Linked DNA regions of Homo sapiens: region 2 is linked to region 1. Evidence: chromatin loops called from intact Hi-C (ENCODE). Cell type or tissue: left ventricle myocardium inferior. All regions are shown on one strand. Links, peaks and the distances in the headings refer to the core of each region. The heading gives the core; the rest is flanking DNA.

The links. A loop is a pair of places that touch in the nucleus more often than their neighbours do. Peaks named below come from ENCODE experiments on the same cell type or tissue, not always from the same donor. Only the 100,000 strongest peaks of a DNase experiment are listed, where the experiment ranks them.
Region 2: a loop joins it to region 1, with 2.1 times the contacts of the local background. A loop is called at or near these places in 6 of 110 quality-filtered maps.

The regions. Positions count from the first base shown.
Region 1 is chr12:85,865,944-85,868,759 of GRCh38, forward strand. No RefSeq gene overlaps it. Among named protein-coding and RNA genes, the nearest start is that of NTS, 6.9 kb to the right of the region's middle. RefSeq lists a silencer at 1,346-1,445. In left ventricle myocardium inferior, for the core only: CTCF peaks have their summits at 1,449 (motif pointing left) and 1,651; a DNase peak (open chromatin) is centred at 158; H3K27ac peaks cover 763 bases.
Region 2 is chr12:85,812,901-85,815,716 of GRCh38, forward strand. All of the region lies in intron 1 of RASSF9 (Ras association domain family member 9), which reads right to left. Among named protein-coding and RNA genes, the nearest start is that of RASSF9, 22 kb to the right of the region's middle. In left ventricle myocardium inferior, for the core only: a CTCF peak has its summit at 1,415 (motif pointing right); no DNase peak of the experiment used is centred there.

The DNA.
Region 1 (2,816 bases), core at 102-2,601:
GGATGAGTCAGGGTCAGGCCTGAAAAGGCAGTCTGGCTGCCATCTGCCACAGTCAGAGTGTCGGGCTGTGGGAGACACATCTTGGGACCAAGTGGTCCAGCCTCCCGGACTCCAGCAGGGGGAAAATGCAGTCTGGAGCTATAGAGATGAATGCTGCCCTTCCCCCACCCAGGGAGCTTAGCACGTTAGGCAGTTGTGAGTCCCAGTGCTGGCTGCTGCCCTTTCCCCAAGGAGCTCGAATGGCTTAGACAGCAGTCAGCTGCAGCTGTGGTGCTGGCAGCTTGGTAGACTTAAGCAGATTCCATCTGAGAGGCTGTTGAGAATCTGCGCAGCTCCAGAGTTGGGACGCTAGGCCCCAGTGGTGTGGGTTCATGAGTGGGATCTTCCAATCCATGGTTTGCACAGTACCATGGGAAAAGCACAGTTTCCCCAGCTGGGTAGCATGCTCACTCACCGCCTCCCTTGGCTGGGGGTAGGGGGTCCCCTGCCCCATGTGGCTCTCAGGTGGGCCACTGCACCACACTGTTCTTCCTCTCTGTGGATCATGCCAGCCTCCTAGTCAGTTCTGATGAGAGAACCTGGATACCTTGGTTGCCGGTAAAGGATTCTCACACTTATTATGGTTCTTTTAGATGGGAGTCTCCCAACGCCGCTGTTTCTAGTGGGCCACCTTGGCCTCAGCCCCACCCCTCCACCCCAGTTTGTACTTTCTTGTGGAGAAAAATCATCTGAAGCTCAGGAGCACAGAGATGATCCCCTTAAACAGAACCTAAATAGGATATGTTACCTGCCTGGTCCTTGTAGGTATTTGAGTATGGTTATCTGACATATGACCATGTCCATTCAACTTTAGGGCCAGAGAGACTTAGAAAAAAGGTGATGATGTTACATAGTAAAACAAAAGTTTATCCAAGTAGAGATTCCATGATCTAGGAGCTAAAAGATTTGTGTTTACTGGACGATAGCAACAGAATTGATTGTGCCAAAAGCAAGACATTCTGCTGAATAAAGACAAAAAATAGGCTGTCCAAAAAGAAAGCCTATTTCAAAGTGACTAATCCCTTTGATGTGTTCCAACTTGTGGGGATGCTATACAGAAACTCACAGAGAATAAATTATTTCTCAAAGTAGCTTGACCGATGTTGGAGAATCAATCCTTCCCCTGAGAAAAGAAGTGAGGTCAGACTCAGAGCAGTTAGGACCTATGTGATTAAGAGTCGGAAGGTGAAGGAAATTTGTAACCCATCTAGAATATCTGGACTTCTGTCTCTTTCTCTGAAAAATGAAAGTATGAGACTAGCTCCATACAGCCATTTTCAGTTTTACGTTTTCTGGGTCAATGAATTATGATGACATTAAAATATGGTCTAGTACTGTGAGTTCTTGCTTGATATTTCCATTCTGTACATACTAGTGCCGCCACCTAGAGTACAAAGTGGGAAATATTCTCCTTCCCAGGCACCAAGCTTTGACTCCCCTCAGGCTAAAACCCCACTTTTTCTCTGATTCTTCTATGCATACTTTCTGTCTTCTACCCAGTCACGACAACTCATTGCATTCAGAGCCCATTTAGGTTCTTCATGATCTCTGTGTTTAGAAGAAGGATTCTGAGATCAAGGGTCTGTGTTTTTGTTTAATATGTGTAATACAGCTAAGTCTGAAAAGGTGGAAAAACATGGTTAAACTGATGAATTGGAATTAAAATCACACCTAATTTTTTCACTAAATGTACATTCAAGTTAAAAGTATTAGCCTATACTTTGTTTGGCATAATATTTTATACAGCATGTTAATACAAGATTTTCTTTGACTTATTACTTGGGTCTGGTATTAATGTTACAAAGATTAGCTGTTGCTTTGGAATGAAAACATTGCAGTCCTACCCATACTCTACTTAGTAAGTCCCATTGTCCTTAGTTAAACTCTTTGTATCTCTTATTTTTTTTAACCTGCACAATAGGAATAATATCCTGTGAACTCTGCTTCACGGTATGCTATGTTACATGAAATAAAATTAACCTGGCATATAGTAGGTTTTCAATAATGAATTTGAAAAGTATTCTTTAGATTACTCCTAGATCTGTAGTAGTGGTTACAGTGGCTGTTTCTTCTAGACTCAGAATGCTCTAATGTTGACTATAGTCTTCTCTGTCTGACAGCTTGCCGGTACTTATCCTTTCTGCACAAATTGGCTCACCAAATTTGGGGCCTTCTGTAACACCGTACACCCAGTTTTCCTCAAGGACAACTTAGAAAATTCCAACTGAAATTAAATCAATATTCAAGAATCTTTGAAAGGAAGCATTTTTTCATACTATTTCATTTTGCTAGGAATTTCTCCGAAAGAGGTTTCCTGGATTTTATTATTCACAGATTGGAGAATAAAAATGTCCTTGTGAGAGGTGAGGGAGTGGTAGCTTATTCTAAAACCATCAGGGAGGGATTCTTGGAATTCGATTAATTCATTAACGCATATTGTCAATATTTACCGAATGATTACTATGAGGAGAATTATTTATGTTCTGATAATTTAGGGAAACAAGACAAGAATATCCATGCTTTTATTAACAAAAGACAAAAATAAATGAACAAATAAAGACTTGTAGAGATTGAATGGGGATAGTGGTGAAATAGGTTTTAAAATAAATGGTTGTATCAGTCAGCTATTGCCACAAAAATGGTGTATAACAAGTGACTCCAAAAGTCAATTACTTTAAAGCAAATTATTTAACTCTGTTCACATGTCTCTGAATCAGCTAGGGTAACCCTGCTTTAAGCTCGGGAATCTCTCCCTTACATTGCAGGTGTGCAAGTCA
Region 2 (2,816 bases), core at 41-2,540, 53 kb before region 1:
GGCATGAACTCTACCAAAATAAAATAACTCTTAACCAAATAAGAGGCGTTTTAAAAATCATTAGTATACACTTTGGATCAAAGATGAGCCCAAGAATGTTTTTAATCTTCCCCTGATTTATAGTTTTCTGATTTTGACTAAATTTGTGCTAATGAGGCACATTTCACTGAAAAGATAGATATATACTTGGTTATTCGTCAACACCAGTTTAATTATTCAGGTTTTGCCTTTTTAGAATATCTTCATCATAAATTCAAGAGGATTTATATACTACATGAAACTTTCAACAACATGTGTTAGCCTCAGGGATATTTTTCCATATTCATTCTGAAATATTAGTGAAAAATTGAATATGAAACTTTTTACATTGACTCTATTATGAAGAAAAAGCTTAAAATAGTTCTCCATTGATAATTAGCATTAATAACATAAAAAATTACACAGAATTAAAATGAGTTGGCTTGTAATAAAAAGGCAAGATTCATACAATCAAATATACTTTGAAAATAATTTAATTGACTAAGCACAAAGCATCAAGAAATAAATTAAGTTTAAATCTTGAAGTTTTAAGATAAAATATTGTCTATGATATTGTAACATCAAATTGGAGATTCAACAGAATTTATATTTACAGAAAAAGAATTTAGTGTGGAGGTAGAGAAAAATGAAGATAAATGGATATAATTTGGCAATCTTTATTCAGTGATCCAAAGATAAAAGGCACTAAAGTTGGGGTCTGGAAAATCAATCAAAGAGCAAAATTTCTTCCTAGTGTATAGTAAACACTAAACTTTGGCTGAAATTTTATATATAAAACTTAGCAGGATGAATACCAAACCCTTTCAAAATAATAAGAATAAATAAAATAGTAAATTATTAATTAAGAATAATTACATTATAAGATATGCTTCTAAAACCCATTATATGAAGACTAGGATGCAATCTGTAAATATTTATGGAAAATATTGAGAACTCTGAATGTATTTTTCCATAGAACATATGAAATAACTCTTTATTTCCTAGGCCAGCCTGGAAAGTATAATACTAACACAATCTAGCTACTGTGTAAAGGAGTGATTCCAAGGGAAATGCTTTTATTGCTTGAGTCTCTGCAGAACAAGACTTCGTGCTTGAAAATCAGAGTCTGGACCTTTTCAGTTTCAAGCTATTGGTGGCACCTATGCCTAGAGATTGTGATGGAAACTTCCATCAGATTGAAGCATAAGGCCTGTGAAGCTTTGGGGGCATATCTGAGTCTTGGCCAGCTTCCCAAAACTGGTCTTTGTTTCCTTCTTATTACCATTGTTTATTCTCTAAACTGAAGTTTATCTCAGTGGTTCCCTACCAAGGGTGATTTGCCCCCAGGAGATATGTGACAATGTGTAGAGACATTTTTGGTTTTCACATCAGGTGGCACTGTTGACACACCCTGTTCCAGATTTAAAACCAAACAGTATGTATCCAGTGGGTAGAAGCCAGGAAGATAAATATCCTACAATGCACAAGACAGCCTCTCACATCAAATAATTATCTGGCCTGAAATGTCAATAGTGGCACTGCTGAAAAGCCCTGTTCCAGATTTAAAATAAAACATATTTTCATCATAGCTCCCCTTGTACCCCTTTTTCTTACCACTTCTAGGGAATCTAAGAGTAAAATTTATTAAAGCAAAAATAGCAAGCCAGGGAGACCCACCAATCTCAAGTAGTCTAAAACATGATTAAAGGTGGCATTCTATTTAACAAAATATGAATAGAAATTTTTTTTTTTTGCTCCTTTTCATCCCATCATCAACCTTTATGCTTGCTATAATTAATTCTACCCAACTGGGCCTCCCTTTGTTAACTCCAGAGCTGGTTCTAAGGAATAAGATTAATTTTAGTTCATGGAAAGGCTTCCATTCATAGCCTTGTAAATTTTTCTTCTTGATTAAGAAATTGTATTTGAATATATGGCCACTATATATGGGAAATGAGCTATGGGATAAAAAGAAGATGTGTGGATGACATGACATACTCAGAATGGTGGAGACCCATGCAGTGATGGTTGTGGTAGGGCTGTGAGTCAGCACAATAGGTTATTGCAATTCTCTTATATGCCCTCCTTGAAGTTGTTATTTCTGTCCTGGACAGAAGGGACAAACAAAGATCAGAATTAGGAAGGAAGATTTCTAGGCACTCAAAGGTTAAGGAAAGAGGTGGCCAAGAAATTATTTGCAGTCTTTACAAGGTGAAAGGGAAACCCCACACACAACTGTACGAAATGAGAGAGAGAGAAAAAAAAACCAAAAACCTCTGGTTTAGGGGAGTTGTAGGCATAAAAGATAGGTCTAAATAAGTCAGGGACAGCCTTTGAAAAATAGCTTAGCAATAAAATTAAACTGAATATAATATTTTGCTTTTGTTGTCCAGAAGACATTCTGGAATCTAATATGGTCACAAAGTCACCATTATTCATGTGAATTGGTGACATGCATTATTCTAAACAAAAATATGGTTATTTGTGCTTTCTGATTGCTGAATATAAAGCAATGGTTGCTCCTTTGGGTAGATACCCAGTAATGGGATTGCTGAGTCTAATGGGATTTCTGAATTTAGGTCTTTGAGGAATTGCCACACTGTCTTCCACAATGACTGAACTAATGTACACTCCTACCAACAGTGTATAAGCATTCCTTTCTCTCCACAACCTTGCCAGCATCTGTTATTTCTGGTTTTTTTAATAATAGCCATTCTGACTGGAGTGAGATGGTATCTCACTGTTGTTTTGATTTGCATTTCTCTAATGATCAGTGATGTCGACCTTTAATTCATATG